Linked DNA regions of Mus musculus: region 2 is linked to region 1. A link is a loop called in an ENCODE intact Hi-C map of the cell type or tissue named here. Cell type or tissue: left cerebral cortex. All regions are shown on one strand. Links, peaks and the distances in the headings refer to the core of each region. The heading gives the core; the rest is flanking DNA.

Region 1 (7,894 bases), core at 2,007-7,006:
TTCAAGAGGGAAAATATCAGGGCACAGTCACAATCAAAAGCAAAAATCAATCTCTAACCATCCAATGTCTGGGATCCAACTCATGATCTTCTGGGCTTCTCCAAGGGCTTGGGTCACTTCTTCAGTCATGCCCTTTGTAGCACAGATGTCGTCCTCTAGGCTCCAGATGCCTGTACTCCACTACTGCTGCTGCTCTTGGTGGTCATCTCATGATAGTGGCATCTCCAAAACACTGCATGACCCCTTCAGTCCTGGGCTGTCAATTGCAATTGAGGCTGCACCTTCGCCAATGGCTTTCCATTGCCTGTCACAGTGCTGAGCCTCAGCTGCTGTGTGTGACCCCTTCACGCCTTCAAAACCAGTACCACCTGGGTGACCCTTACACATTACCAAGTACCACTGCAGCAGTGGTACAACCTTGGCTATCTTTGGAACACAGCCTCTTTGTGCTTTCAGAAAACACTTCCCAGATGTCACCTCGATGATACTGGTCTCTTCTTAATCACTGCTAATTTCTTAGCTCCAGCTAACCAGCATCAATAGTCCCAGTAATGCAAACTTTTTGCTTTAGTAGTTCTGGTATCTTGTTAATCACAGCTGATTTTTCAGGCCCAGCTAACCAGAACTACAGAATCTTCACAATCAAAACAGCAATGGCCCTGAAAAGAGTCTTTAATTTTCCCTCTGAAATTTCACAAGCTGTTGCGCGCGCTCAACTGGCCAGGAAGAACGACGCTGCTACAGGATCCTTCTGCACACGTTTATTCAGTCCTGTTTCTTCTTTCTCCATATCTCCCTTGTTTATATCTCCCTCCCTTGTTTTTATATCTCTCTTGTTTTTATATCTCCCTTGTTTTTATATCTCCCCCGAACCCTGGGCCTCTCACTCTTTTATACTCTCAGTTCACATCCACGCACAGCAGGCCACGCCACCTCACCAGGCACGCAGCTTCAGCTAATCAGGGCAGCAGGGGCAAATCTCCATCAAAATGGATTCACCTGTATCCTGGTACACCTGCGCAGCACTCAAGATGTTTGTGTCTTATATGAGGAAGTCAGGTGCAAGTCATATGACTTAGCTGCAGTCCCTGGCGCCTTTGGGACTGCCGCCACACCCGCTCCCCACAATTCCCCCTTTTTTCTTTTTTGGCAGAGAGAATGTCTGTAGATAGCCCCTCGCAACCATGCCCCTTACCTGTCTTTGGGAGACAAACAGCATTGGTTTGATCCCTGTCTTAGGTTGGTGACATGCCCAGGGAGTCTTATCACTGACTACCTCTCTATCATGCCAAGCCACACCTGGGGAGATTTTGTTTTGCTTGTGGCAGGTGCATCAAAAGGCCAGGATGTTAATTAACTTATGGCCAGATCTTAATTGCTGCAAGCAAGCCTCATGGGTGAAGGTAGAGGTCTGATCCCCAGTGTGCAAGCATAGGGGCCCTACACAAAACCATCCCTTAGGCTCATCACCCAGAGAGGTCTTGGCCAGCTCCCGTGTCGTTTTTCCTGGGGGAAGGGAACTAGGACACTGAACCTTCATGCAATCAGACATGCCTTCCACAGGATGCCAACAGCAAGCTATCCTCTGTGCAGTGCTTAGCCTCGCACCCCACGGCATAACGCAGCATAATTTCTTTTAGAGCGGCAAACCGAATCTGAGGAGATTGTCCCGCCTCCACTGCAGCAAAAGCCTACGCTACCATGGCAAAAGTGCGGACCCGCACACTCTGCACCTAACACATGTGCCAAACACACAACACGCACACACTATAACAAGCATACATCCCAGGGCTCTCATCCCCGCTCATCTTCCCTGAAGCAAGGGATAGATGGCCAGCGGGGCTATCTCTTTAAGGGGAATTCAGGGATCAAAAAGGCATAGAAAAATTTGAATGTCATGTTGAGCTGGTATCGGCTTCTGGAATACCGAAAGTATCTCTCATCTCGGCTCCATCCTTTGTGCTTGTGGGATCATCCACCACATCCACAGGGGCAACTGGATCAGGAGCCTCATTCTTGCAGCGTCTCACCAATCTCTCCGGCACCCAAAGAGGTTCCATCTGGTCCTGTGGAAACACACAAACAGACCCTCTTGCCCACATCAACACCTGATCTGGTCGATCCCAGGGGAGATGGACACAATACCTCGTGGTGATGAGACCATAACCTCAATCACCTGTGTGTTCATCTGGGGAGTCAATATGAGAGTCAAGTTTTCACTAGCTTCCCCTCTGTTGGGCAATGATTTCCGTGCCCTTATGGCAATCTGATTCACCTGCTCAAACACCTGCACTGGATATCCTGTCTGTTGTTGTGCAAATCGACCTTGATCAAGCAGCATATCTCTATCCCATGCAAATTTAGCTTGATCAGTGAAAATAGGACATCCCAGCAAGGAGAATCTATCCTCTTTCCAGACCTCCGGACAGAAGGTCTGCCCATAGATGGCTGACGAGGAGGCATAGGGAGGGGGAGCAGAAGCTAATTCACCTCCTCCTCCGCCTCGACTCTGTTGTCCTGTCCTTTCTGTCCACCTGATAACATTGTGTCTCCTTTCTTTTTCCTTTTTCTTTTTAAGCCCTTTTCCTCTTCTGACATACTTTCTTGTTGCTCTATAAGGATTTTCTGACCTGTCTTGACTGCCTCTACACACAGTTTCAAACAGTAACAGAGTCCATATATCAGAACAAACAAGACCAAAACTATCAGACCTACCCACAAAGGGTCAATGGGAGAAAAAAGCATAACTACACAGCGAGGATCTATTGATCACTACACTGAGGTTATCATAGTTCCTTAACTTGTCCCCAAACCGGGAACCTTAACTTGTCCCAAAACCAGGAACCTTAACTTGTCCCAAAGCCATGAACCTTTAGTTACCTTGTACCTGCTTCCTGGCAACGTTATATTCGCCTCTATTTTATCGGAGGTCCTTCCCAAACTCCTGGGTTACTTTGTGCCTACTTCCTGGCAACTTTATGCTTGCCTCTATTTTATCCGAGGTCCTTCCCAAACTCCTGGGTTACTTTGTGCCTACTTCCTGGCAACTTTATGCTCACCTCTATTTTATCGAGGTCCTTCCCAAACTCCTGGGGTCCCAAGTTTCACTCACTGTGAACTTACCCTGCCGGCAACCACTGACTGCTGAAAGTTCTGAACTCGGTGGGGGAGTCGGTTCCCCGTACGGGCCACCAATTGTCGCATCCGCTCTAGACCAGCAAGAACGACGCGACCACCAGTCCTTCTAACAGCAGTTTATTCAGTCCTCATCTTTCTTCTTTCTCTTCATCAGTACCGTTCCCCAGCTGAAGAGTTCTGAATCCACGCCGGATCCTTCTCAACAGTCTGTTTTACGGGAACACTTTATTAACCACTCCTTCCTCGTGATGCAGTTCTGAATCCTCCCTGTAGCAGGGGGTCTTCGCTCTTGCCTGAAGATGTTTCTTGTTCCCGGGTTTCGGCACCACTTGTTGCGCGCGCTCAACTGGCCAGGAAGAACGACGCTGCTACAGGATCCTTCTGCACACGTTTATTCAGTCCTGTTTCTTCTTTCTCCATATCTCCCTTGTTTATATCTCCCTCCCTTGTTTTTATATCTCTCTTGTTTTTATATCTCCCTTGTTTATATATCGCCCTCGTTTTTATATCTCCCTTGTTTTTATATCTCCCCCGAACCCTGGGCCTCTCACTCTTTTATACTCTCAGTTCACATCCACGCACAGCAGGCCACGCCACCTCACCAGGCACGCAGCTTCAGCTAATCAGGGCAGCAGGGGCAAATCTCCATCAAAATGGATTCACCTGTATCCTGGTACACCTGCGCAGCACTCAAGATGTTTGTGTCTTATATGAGGAAGTCAGGTGCAAGTCATATGACTTAGCTGCAGTCCCTGGCGCCTTTGGGACTGCCGCCACACCCGCTCCCCACAACAAGCCAGACCTCCATCTTCTGCACTGTTCTCAACATTATCTTCCAAGCTCTTACACAACATCTGATAGAGCTCTTCACAACGAATGAATTTCAAACCCAGAGTTCCAAAGTCCTACAACAATCCTCCCCAAAACATGGTCAGGTTGTCACAGGAATAGCCCACTATGCTGGTTCCAATTTGTCTTAGTCAGGGTTTCTATTCCAGCACAAACATCATGACCAAGAAGCAAATTGGGGAGGAAAGGGTTTATTCGGCTTACAATTGCATACTGCTGTTTATCACCAAGGAAGTCAGGACTGGAACTCAAAGCAGGTTAGGAAGCAGGAGCTGATGCAGAGGCCGTGGAGGGATGTTCTTTACTGGCTTGCCTCACCTGGCTTGCTCAGCCTGCTTTCTTATAGAACCAAGACTACCAGCCCAGAGATGGTCCCACACAAGGGTCCTTTCCTCCTTGATCACTAATTGAGAAAATGCCTTACAGTTGGATCTCATGGAGGCATTTCCTCAACTGAAGCTCCTTTCTCTGTGATAACACCAGCTGTGTCAAGTTGACACAAAACCAGCCAGTACACATACTTTAGCCTTGTTCCTCCTATTGGACTGTCTTTCCTCTATAGTATTTTCTGGGATCTTTCTCTGCTATGCTGTTTGCCTTTCTAACTTGCAAAGGCACTGGTATGTGAGGAACTGCAGTCTGCACTTCTCTTCCCTTATTTCAAATGCTGTGTTTTATTGGCAAGAGCCTCACCTGCAAAGATCCAGCATACCCCGCTGGCTCATTTCCTGCATTGATTTCTGTCCAGGAGCTTTCATGGAATTGTAATTTTTAATTGGATTTAGAAAGACAAAGAATAATCAAGTTGAAGGAGATGCATTTGATTGCTTCAAAATTCCCCTCTTACATTAAGGCTTGACTGCGTAATGAGGAAAAATATGGACAATGAGTAGAGGAAGGAACAGTGCAGAAAGAAAAGCAGTTTTCAAATCCACTCTGATTACAGTACCTTCCCATTCTCCTGGCTATAAGCTATCACTTTGTGATTTCAACCAAATGCCAAGGAGCTTGTTTGTCTCCAAAATTTTAGCAATATTTGTATGATGACTACATTTGTTTTATGTTACAAAATTTAAAAGTCATGTTTGGTGTTTCCCGGTATTTGAACAGGGTGTCTGACACATGCTTCAGCTCTTCCCTCAGTTCCATCATGACATATAAAATTTAACCTCTTTGATGTCCACTGTATAAGCGTATGAAATAACTCATGATTTATCCAAAATCTGTTTTAATTTATAAGATGAAGGCATTGTGTGAGCACACACACACACAAATGCACACATTAGACCAGTTTTATTGTGATTATTAAATTACATAGTTCCCAAATTCTTTGCCATACGGTTAACCTACAATTATTCACAAACAAGTTCATACACTTAAGAGAAACCATTAAACAATGGTCCAGCAAACCCTGATCAATGTGAAGGCTGTTTAATGCATCCAGACTTGTTAGATTAGCTTTCATCCGACTGTGACAACCAACAATGATGGAGAAACATACTTTGAAAACCTTCATTGAAAGATGTGATTATCCTTTAATGCCTACCTCAGAGGGCTTAATAGTATTATGTAGAGTTAGGGATTAAGTAGCATGGGGCATATAAAGCCTTGATATACAGAGTAGCTTTATTAAAATTTTAGAGACTTTTCTGATGTTATGATATCATGGCTTAAATCTAATAGACAGCTAAATAGAATAAAGGAAAAAAACCGACTGACAACATTTAGAGTTAATTAGATTCTGAGTATTTAATGGTACTGAATAAAAAACATCTATAATTTTCCTGAAAGTTATTGTGACAGATTTCAGTAATTGTAAATAACACTGGTGTTCACGCTCAAGACATTTTCCTGTCCAGAAAGTAAAGCTAAGCATTTTGTAATTTGGTGCCCTATTGTTCTGACATTTCCATGCCCAAAACACCTACTGTGAGATGCTTCTAGGACACAGTTAGCTTTGACATATTTTATGAAACACTAACTTATGAACATTGTTAGCACATTGTGAATAGAGATGTATCCTTTTTCTCAGGCCTTCATTTAGAGAATATTTTTCAATAGTTACTAAAGTATTTTGAGGAATATGTTCTGTCCACAAATAAACAGAAAAGTAAGAAGAACTGTTTATATTGTCATTATCTATCTACTGTGAGTTTTCCATTTAAAATAACTGACTGGAGAAAGGTCAATTTTAATGTGGCTATTTCCAACATTCCCTTATAAGTGCTGAGGTGCAAAGATGTATTCCGACAATTTGCCAGAGCTTCTAGTTATACACCATCAAATAAGGGTGCTAAAATAAGCTGTGGACACAGCTCTATTCTAGTAGATTCATTTGCATCCTGGGCATTCTCTAAGCCAACATCTGTGCATCAAGACCTGTGAAGCGGCTGGCATTTTACTCGACTGTAAAGCTAAGTTAGCCAGTGTGGTCTTATAGACATGACGCTTTTTTTTTTAGAAACAAAAGACACTACATTATTCATACCCAAAACAGCAACCAGCATTGACGTCAGCCACCCCAGTGAAATACCCACAGGATAGTAATGAGAAGGACCAGGAGCCGCCTACACATCCAGCAGACTGCATTAGATAAGAGGAACACTGAGCATATGGAATCCATATCTTTTATTGTGGCTAAATCTATCCTTTGGTCTGCTGGGAAATTAATGTCTCTGAGAAGACTGGGTCTCAGTTTGCAAGATGTGCAGAACTGTGAACCAGAGAGGATCTGCTTTCAAGATACCGTTTCCAGCTCTATGCACAAATCTTCTGAAGCTATCTTAGCCACTGCTTAGGTTCATGGGTCTAGCTTGGTATCTAAGAGAAAGTCAGCCCTATACTAGCTCTGATAGCAGTCATGGCTGGGAAAGAGCAGATGTGTGTGACTGACACGTTTTTCTGACGAGATGACTATCTAGATTCTTTACTTTGTGACTTCCAAGTATTGTTTAGTTCTTTCCCTTTCATAAGAAGTATTCACTTTTGATGTTTCTATTTCCCCTTGTGACTTTCACTGCTTTATTAAAAATAAATAATCTGTGCATGAGATCAGCCATGGGAACTCTAAAGCCTTCTCATGAAAAATTTAAAATTTCCTACTCTTGGTCTGGTACAGAGTGTATCTACAGTGATGTTAGTAATCTTTTAGACTTGATTAGTTACCAAGCTTAGCTCTTATTTAGATTTTTACAGAACTATTCAACAACTGCCTGTCTGCTCTTCCATCAGACATACAGAAATTGGAACAATAGAAAGCAGTATGTTTTATCATTTTTAGCACAGTAAAAACAATGGAAATTTATGACCCACTGTGCAGAACACAAGCACTAATGAAACCACAGCACAACGGATTGTGGTTCATGAGGCCATGGACATGCAATCTTTGATATGAGGTAGATGACATGTTTATTCCTAGGTAATGTCTAGAAACCAACCTCCATTTTTCCCTAGGCTAGACCACAAAGCGGGTATATTTCATGGGAACAGGGGCAAATCATTTTGGCTTTCTCTAGCACATGGAGGAGGTGTCCCAGTGAAACATAGCACCTCTAAGGCCTGTTGGAAGTCACAACACAAGCCTGTAGTTTTGAGCTTCTAATTTCTGTCAAAAGCCTGATCAAAGTTTTACCCTAAATATCATACCCATATACATACATATATATATACACACACATACACACACACACACACACACACACACACACACACACACACACACACATATATATATATATATATATATATATATATATATATATATATATATATACACATATACACATATACCTATACATATATATTATACATATATGCATGCAGCTGTGTCAGTTTTTGTCCTTTCACTCTTAACAGGAATATAAGTACTACTCTCCAGACCTCTCACCCCAGTGATTAAACCCCAGCC
Region 2 (7,894 bases), core at 1,599-6,598, 310 kb before region 1:
CCTCCTTGCTCTTAGCTTGATGGAAATATGAGGTATGTACAGTTCATACAGCCCTGATTGGTATATGCCTAGGTCTTAAAACTCTAGATTAGTAATGTCAGGACTGAAAACGGAGGCATTTATTTGTACATGGATGAAGATTGAGATTACCGGCATGAATGTGACTATGGGTAAAACACGTAAAAATAGCACATAAAATGGACTGAAGTAAGGAGGCTAGTTGAGTCAAGCCAAAAAAGTTTTCAGGGTTGAGTGGTCACCATGGCAACTTTGAAGCATTCCAAGGTGAGAAGAAACTCATTAACTAGTCTCCTTCATAAGTGAATCAGACAGGTACTTGGCCTAGAGTTACCATTAGTTACTGATTGTCACATGCTTGATTATTATTTGTAGAGATTTATAACAAGGTACTGTTAGGCCAGAAAGGGCTTAGGTTTTGTATAACTTTAGTAGTTATATAGCCAATGTCAAAAATGGCCTCTCCCCACAATTATCCTTCATCCCAGTGTTACCCTGACTTTCTCATGGCCTTTCATCCAAATGAGTTCTGTTCTTGTTTTAAGTCAAGGATTTAAAAATAAACAAAATAATCTGGGTGCTGTGGTGTACATCTTTAATTCTAGCACTTAGGAGGCAGAGGCAGGCAGATATCTGTGAGTTGGAGGCCAGCCTGGTGTACAGAGGGACTTCCAGGACAGCTAGGGTCCAAGGAGAAACATTGTCTTGAAAAACCAGAACAAACAACAAACTAATATCCCACCAACAAAGTCAGTTTGAAATGTTAGTTTCCTACTTGGAACAAGGTTTTATTTTAATCATAATAGTACTTGACCAAGTTTTCAACTTTTCCTCTATAGTGAAACAGATTCAGATAGCTCCAGCTCCTCCTCTTCGTCGTCCTCTTCATCTTCATCCTGTGTATCATTTCCTCCTGTGTTGTCAGATGGAGATGAGGATTTTCAACTTGAGAAAGAAAATAAGAATTTTCCTCTTAAAACAAAAGATGAATTGCTTCTTAATGTAAGTACTTACATTGATTGTTCCGAAAATGTACCTCCTCTTGGCTTTTTGCATGTACCTCTGATGGGCTGCTTCTAACCCTGACACTTGATACTTAACTGTTGAAGCATTGGCTTCACTTTGGTGGCTTACTTGTTTTCAAATCTTTAGAATACTTTCTAGGCTGGATGTAGGACCACTAGCATGCATGAGAAACCTAAAGCTCTGTGTTCATTCTCTAGCACTACCAAAACAATGTGGAAAATACTGTACTGGCTTTTGTGTCATATTGTTTTGTGTCCTTTTCTGTCAACTTGACACAAGCTAGAATCATCAGAGAGGAAGGAGTCTTAGTTGAGGAAACTCCTCCATGAGACCCAGCTATAAGCATTTTTTTCAATTAATAGTCAGTTGGGGAGGACCCAGTCCATTGTGGGTGGTGCAATCCTTGGGTGTGTGATTCTGGGTTCTATAAGAAAATAGGCAGAGCCAGTCAAGGAAAGCAAGCTAGTAAGCAGCACCCCATCCATGGCTTCTGCTTCAGCTCCTTCCTCCAGGTTCCTGCCCTGTGTGAGTTCCTGTCCCGAAATGGTGTTAGGAAGTGTAAGCCCTTTCTCTCTGACTTGCTTTTGTCATGGTGATGGATGGAAGCAGTGGAAACCCTGACTAAGACAGTTCCTTTTGGAGTTCATGGCATTCCTTTTTTTTTTTTTTTTTGTTGCTGCTCTTGGCCCACAAGTCAGAAAGTTTCTTCCAAAGTAATTGAAACCTTTGAAATTCATTCCATTTAGAGAATTAGAATGCAAAATTCACTATGTTTATTAATTGTGTTGTAAGCTTTTTAGGTTACCTAGTCACTTGAAACCTTATATTCATTATTTTAAAACTCACAGTTGGGAAACAAGTAATATTGGCACCTCATTGAGATGGCTGGCATAACATTCTGTGGGATTATTTTATCTTACAGTGTGTAAATCTGTAGTTCCAGAGGATAGTCTCAGGTATTAGAGTCAGGCTAAATTGCTTGGATTTGGTCTAGTCTGTACATGAGTTATTATCAATACTTCTTAAAAGTTTGGTAATCATTACCTGTAATGAGTGTAAAAGACTAAATTGGTGACTAGTTTAAGATGAAACCTTAAGGCTGTGTATTTCTTGGCTGGATTCTACCAATATTACTTATTGTTCATAGTAAAGTATTTTGTTTTATGTAGGCTCAACATTGTAGGCTTTTGGATTAGTGTGCCATGGTTTATTTGTTATTAGTTCATGATGGGTTCTGGCAAACAAAGGCTCAGAATCAAGTATTTTCTAAAAAGTACAAGGAAACCTGGTGTTTGTTTTACCTGTATTCTGATGACCTTTCAGAAGTTCGCAGATTATAAAACCGGCAAGTAGGGAGATTTATCATATGGTTTGATTTGCCTTATTGAGTGAATTTTTAACATTGGGGGAGTCCTTTGAATTTAACACAAAGTCTTACTCTGTGTGTGTGTGGTGGAGGTTTCTAAATAGAATACTGTAGACATTGATGAGAAATGAGACCAGGTCTTTGGCCACACAGGCTTTGTTATTTGAGGACTGAGTTTATAACTGATTTTTGCATCTCCCTGGTACCATGAAGTAGTTGACCCTGATGACCCTAATGGTAGGTTCACCGGCAATGGTAGTAATGATTACAGGATGAATGTGAATAGGTGCCTTTTCTTTATTGGTTCTTTTAAGAAATTGTAACATACCTGTAACATTTGCCAGGTTCTTGATTGAAACAAAACCAACGAGTCCCTACTTTTTATCTAATGGAAAGATACTAAATAGAGCAAAGACAAATTTAATTGCTAGGAGTTCTGTGAATTTTTTTCCCTTATGAGTACATTGCTGTCCTTTAAAACTTAGAACAGTGACCAGTGTGTTCCTTTTTGTGACATTTCTAAGAGATTTTTTTTGAAAAAGATGTAAGAGGCACTGTGGTGGTTTGATTAGGAATGGCCCCATAGAGTCATGCGTTTGAATACTTGGCCCATAGGGAGTGCACTATTAGGTGTATGGACTTGTTGGAGGAAGTGTGTCACTTTGGAGGGTGTCTTTGAGGTCTCCTATATAAGCTCAAACAGCACCCAATGCAGAAAACAGGCTCCTCCTGTCTGCCTTTGGATCAAGATGTAGAATTCTCAGCTCACACTGTCATGCTGTGTGTCAGGATCGCAATCAAGTAAACCTCTGCGCCTGTGTAAGCCAGCCTAAATTAATGTTTTCTTTTATAAGAGTTGTCTTGGTCGTGTTGCCCTGCCTCAGCAATGAAACCCTAAGAGAGGCACTTACAGTTTTTAGTTAGTTTGGTGTTTTTAGTACATAATTTACGTATGTTTTATGTTCATTGGTGTTTGCCTACATGTATGTCTGTTTGGGGGAATCAGAAGCCCTGGAACTGGAGTTGCAGACAGGTGTGAGCTGCCATGTCCGTGCTGGGAATTGAATCCAGGTCCTCTGGAAGAGCACCCAGTGCTCTTAACCATCTCTTCAGCCCTTATTTACTGCCCCTATTTATTTAGGTTTTTGAGACAGGGTTTCTCTACATACCCTTGGACTGTCCTGGAATTTATTATGTAGACCAGGCTGGCCTCAAACTCATAGAGATCTGCCTGTCTCTGCTTACTGAGTTCTCAGATTAAAAGTACACTCACATCATATCCAGCAAGTTTTTAATTTTAAAATGAATGGATTTTTTATTGGATATTAACATATATTTACATGAATAGCATTAAGAAGGAAAAAATACTGCTTGCTGCTTTGTTGCTAGAGGTAGTGGAGAGAGACATTATAATTTTCTGGTTTGCCCTAAATCTCTAACTCTGTAAGGATCTATTAATGACTCTGAAAGGATTAAAAAGTTCAAGACAGGAGAGTATCTTGAGGGGGAAAAAAATTAGAGAAAATGAGTAGCTGAATTCCAAGGATGATAAGACCTCAGCATCTTTCCTGCTCTGCCTGCCTCTGTATTCTTCTGTAAGGGTGGCAGTTTGTCCACCAATATGCATTTTTTTAATGAGGGATTAAAACAGCTATGTACACCTGGTTACACAGTCTTGAACGAATAATGGAGTCAATGGAATGCATATTGAGTTTGCTTGGACATGAGTCTCATGGTCATCCCTGTTTGTGTGGGTAAGTCTGTAGGAGGTGAGAATGTAGGAAAGTGAAAACTTGAGAGGTGTGTGGGCTCCTAGTGGTCGTGGGAGTGCCTGTGAGCCGCTTGGCAGGAGGGGAGTGTGAATGTGTGTAGTGACAGTTTTGGAGTTTTGGTTTCTTTAAAAAAAAAACAACACAGAAATATTATAATAATGTGTTTTCATTCTAATCCCAGGTGTGGGATATGGTGCTGTTAAAGATTCTCCACAGCAGTTGACTGGGATTTGCCTTGTGCTCTGGCTGGGAGTTGAGGCATGATTTTGCCAGGTACAGAGGGTATATAAATGCTAGAGCCACTAGAGGTGGACTGGGTTATTCATTGTCGTGTGTTAAGAAGAAACCAGATATCCTGACAGTGAAGATCAAACTTGCCCCAAGGAACTCGAGGCCCCTAATTACCAGGAAATAGCCTAAATATAACATTGCCTCCTTTCTGACCCTTGATTTCATTCAGGGATCTTTTACCTTTTTTTTTTCCTCTCTTTTTCCATCTTTTCTAGTATTAGGGGATTGAAAGGGTGGAAGAAAAGCAATGAAGGGTAGAAGAAAAAAGAACCCACAAAGTAGCAACAGGCAGTTACACGTGTGTATTTGGAGGAGAGTGGGTATTGGGTTATTGGGATAGTTTTCTGACAAGTAAGGGATACTGAGCTCTTGGAGTGTCAGTGTTAACTGGTAGATGCAAGTACTTGGAAGTGATTGTGATGCTAAACTAAGGATGGAATTAGTGTTGTTAGACTTGACTTACCAAAGAGAACTGAAAGATTTATTGTAAACTTGAGTTGGAAAGCCACGGGAATAGCCTAAGGCAGCTATTAATTAGGCCATTATTTCTGTGCCTCTTGGATATTCTTTTATCTTCAACGGAAGGTGTGTGATTTTGTCTTTCCATATTGCCTTCCTGTGCTCACCTTTGGATTGAACGTTCATCATAGCTTTATGGATGCCTCTATCCCTGGCTCTAAATGTGGCATTTTCTTGTTAATTGGCTAATGTTTTGTTTCTTTAATTTTGGGCCAAAACATTATGTTTTTGCTTTTGTTTAATAAGTAGCAATCTATTGTTCTGGGAAGTGTTCCCTCTTTGCTCTAACTATATGCTGTAGACTGTGAACTCTTCCGCAGTGTTAGCATGTCTCAGTGTGGAGAGCTTGATATAAGCAGTTGATTAATTTCATATCTAATGAAATTGAGAAAAAAATTAGTTGTGTTTGCTAAATGCTCTAAACAGTTAATGAATGGCAGCTTTCAGTTTTGGGTGTTAGGAATGTCTGGATCATGGGCATGCCCAGTTTAGTGCAATTTTATGTCCTATTTGCTTTTAAAGTGTTCATCTTTGAGGAGTGATCTCTTCACATTTGCAGAACATCCTCTTCCCTTCAGGCTGCTTTCAAGCAAGAATGCTGTCTCTGCCTCCTTAAGTCTTTTTCCTATTGTTTGAAAACTAGAGCTCAGTTATCTGGCTATAGGTTGAGCACCCTTAATGTTAACCATAGAGGAACTGAAAAGGGAACCCTAATTGGCCCTGTTGATGATGTCATAATTACAGGCTCTGATGTGTGATTTGACTCATTGCATTTCTTCAGCATATACCTTAGAATATGGAGAGGTTGCTGCAGAACCTGCACAAATGTAAACCAGCATATGCATTGTAGCCTTATGTAGCTGCCAGCAGCTGTGGGGTGGGTTCCTGGGTTCCTGAAAGGAAAGATGGGGTTTGGATGGGAAAGGTGGCAAGAGAAATAACAAGACCAAGACAAGTTTCTGATCAAGGCCTAATGTTTACTTATGAGTCTGAGCTTATAAAGGGAGGTTACCCATCCCCCACCACACCATCTCTTTGCTTTGTCAGGATTTCTGCTTTGTCAGGACAGTGTCAGGAGAACCGGTTCAGCCTCTCACCAGGTAGTGGCCCCTTGGAAACTGCAGTTGTGGCAGGACAATAGACTTTATCTAGGTGGAAAGAGTCCACCCTAGGTGGGCTAGCAACTGTGGCAAGCCAGGTCTGAGCCAGCCTGCTGAAGGCTGGGGGGAGGAGACAGCTTTAGAGTCAGGTTAAGCCCCACAGCATTGATTGTGTGTCACTGAAATAGAAAATTAAGATTCTTTTTGAAAATTTTTTCCAGAAACTTCTACTCTTAAGTCTTCATTCAAATCAATCAAATGTAATTGAAAATGTAAATTAATAAAAACAATAGGGATGCCAATGTTTCAAGCTATGAACTAGAAATAAATTTTATACCTGGTTGCTTATTTTCTTATCTGGAAATTGTGAATTTAATGCTTATGTGCAGTATTCAGTAGGGATAATCATGTATGTTCATGCATATGGTGCAGCATGACCAGAAAATGTTAAATGTTGGTCAGCAGTTGATGAGAAATTTAACTTTCTCACCAAGATTGCCTTCATTTATTTATTTATTTATTTATTTATTTCTTCATTCATCCATTTATTTATTTAGAGATGTACTTTGTATTTAGGTTGAGGACACATATTCACCCAATTTTGCTAGATCATCATGCAGCCATGTCTAAAACATCTTCACATGAAGGAAAGAAATACCTGGGCTACTTCAGGTGGTTAGAACTATTTCACACCGGCCTGATGTCTCAACTCCTGTGAAATTGTACTGTGGTCTACACTAATCATTCTTAAGTTAATATGTGTTTTCCAGAGTCCGACTTAATTATCATTTTCTCCTAAATATAGGGAAAAGCTTCTTTAAGTTTACGATTCTGGGTAGATTTGGAATTTACTACAATCTAGCCTGGATACTAATGAAACTTGTCACAGTGCCTGATATTTAGCAGTGTCTTATAGACTCAGAGGAAGATGATATTTCATTAGTATTTGATGTTATGCAGTAGTCAGAATTTTTTAAAGGAAGAATATGTCTTTCACTGTACAGGTGGTTCCATATAGCCCATATGCAGCATGCTGGAGATGTACTGTGATAAAGCACCTGCTTCAGCACCCACAGGGTCCTGGGCTCTAGTACCACACGTAGTTATTCAAGGCAGTAAAATGAATGATTTGCTAAGCGTCCAATGAAGGTTTTTATGTACTATAGCATCCTTTCATTTCCAGTGTATGTACATGCTTATGAATATAATTATATGGAACCATTCCATGTTCTTACTTTACCTGACATGTTTGTCTAGCTAAAGTGTGAGGATACATTTAAGTTGAAAGAGTAATAGAATTAGTGACAGTTTCAGAGGGGTGCTGTGTGGTAAGCAGTAGGCCTATATAGAAAGAGAAGGCAACTTGCCTTGCTGTGTCAGGTGTCAGGGCTGAACACACTACCCAAGACAGGGTGATTCTACCCATTGCAGTTGTAGTCTCAGTCACTGGGAACTCACAAATGACCATTTGTTCCTTTCTCATCCGCACAGCTGATGTTGGTAGTTCTAAACTGAGTTGTTTTTTTAAAGACACCTTTAAACATTTTAGATACGTGATGTGAGGCAGTCATTGTACCTTTTCTCTTAGTTTTATGTAAGATCTTAAATGATATGTACAGTCTCAGGTAACCAGAGATAATGCTTAGAGTTTGTTTTAAGATTTTTTTCCATAGGTACCATCTTCCCAGCATTCACTTGGCTCACTTCCCACCTTTACATGTTACGTCATTTTCCATATAAATAAGGCGAACACCCCTTCCTCAGTCTTTCTCCCCCTCTTCTCTCTCTGCCACTACTTTGTT

The links. A loop is a pair of places that touch in the nucleus more often than their neighbours do. Peaks named below come from ENCODE experiments on the same cell type or tissue, not always from the same donor. Only the 100,000 strongest peaks of a DNase experiment are listed, where the experiment ranks them.
Region 2: it touches region 1 in a loop (3-fold over the local background); 2 of 42 quality-filtered maps call a loop at or near these places.

The regions. Positions count from the first base shown.
Region 1 is chr8:67,175,471-67,183,364 of GRCm38, forward strand. No RefSeq gene overlaps it. Among named protein-coding and RNA genes, the nearest start is that of Gm24274, 34 kb to the right of the region's middle. In left cerebral cortex, for the core only: no CTCF peak of the experiment used is centred there; DNase peaks (open chromatin) are centred at 4,713 and 6,463; H3K27ac peaks cover 779 bases.
Region 2 is chr8:66,863,681-66,871,574 of GRCm38, forward strand. Naf1 (nuclear assembly factor 1 ribonucleoprotein) reads left to right here. Exons shown (of 8, transcript NM_001163564.1): 2 at 858-1,020. Among named protein-coding and RNA genes, the nearest start is that of Naf1, 7.4 kb to the left of the region's middle. In left cerebral cortex, for the core only: no CTCF peak of the experiment used is centred there; a DNase peak (open chromatin) is centred at 4,197.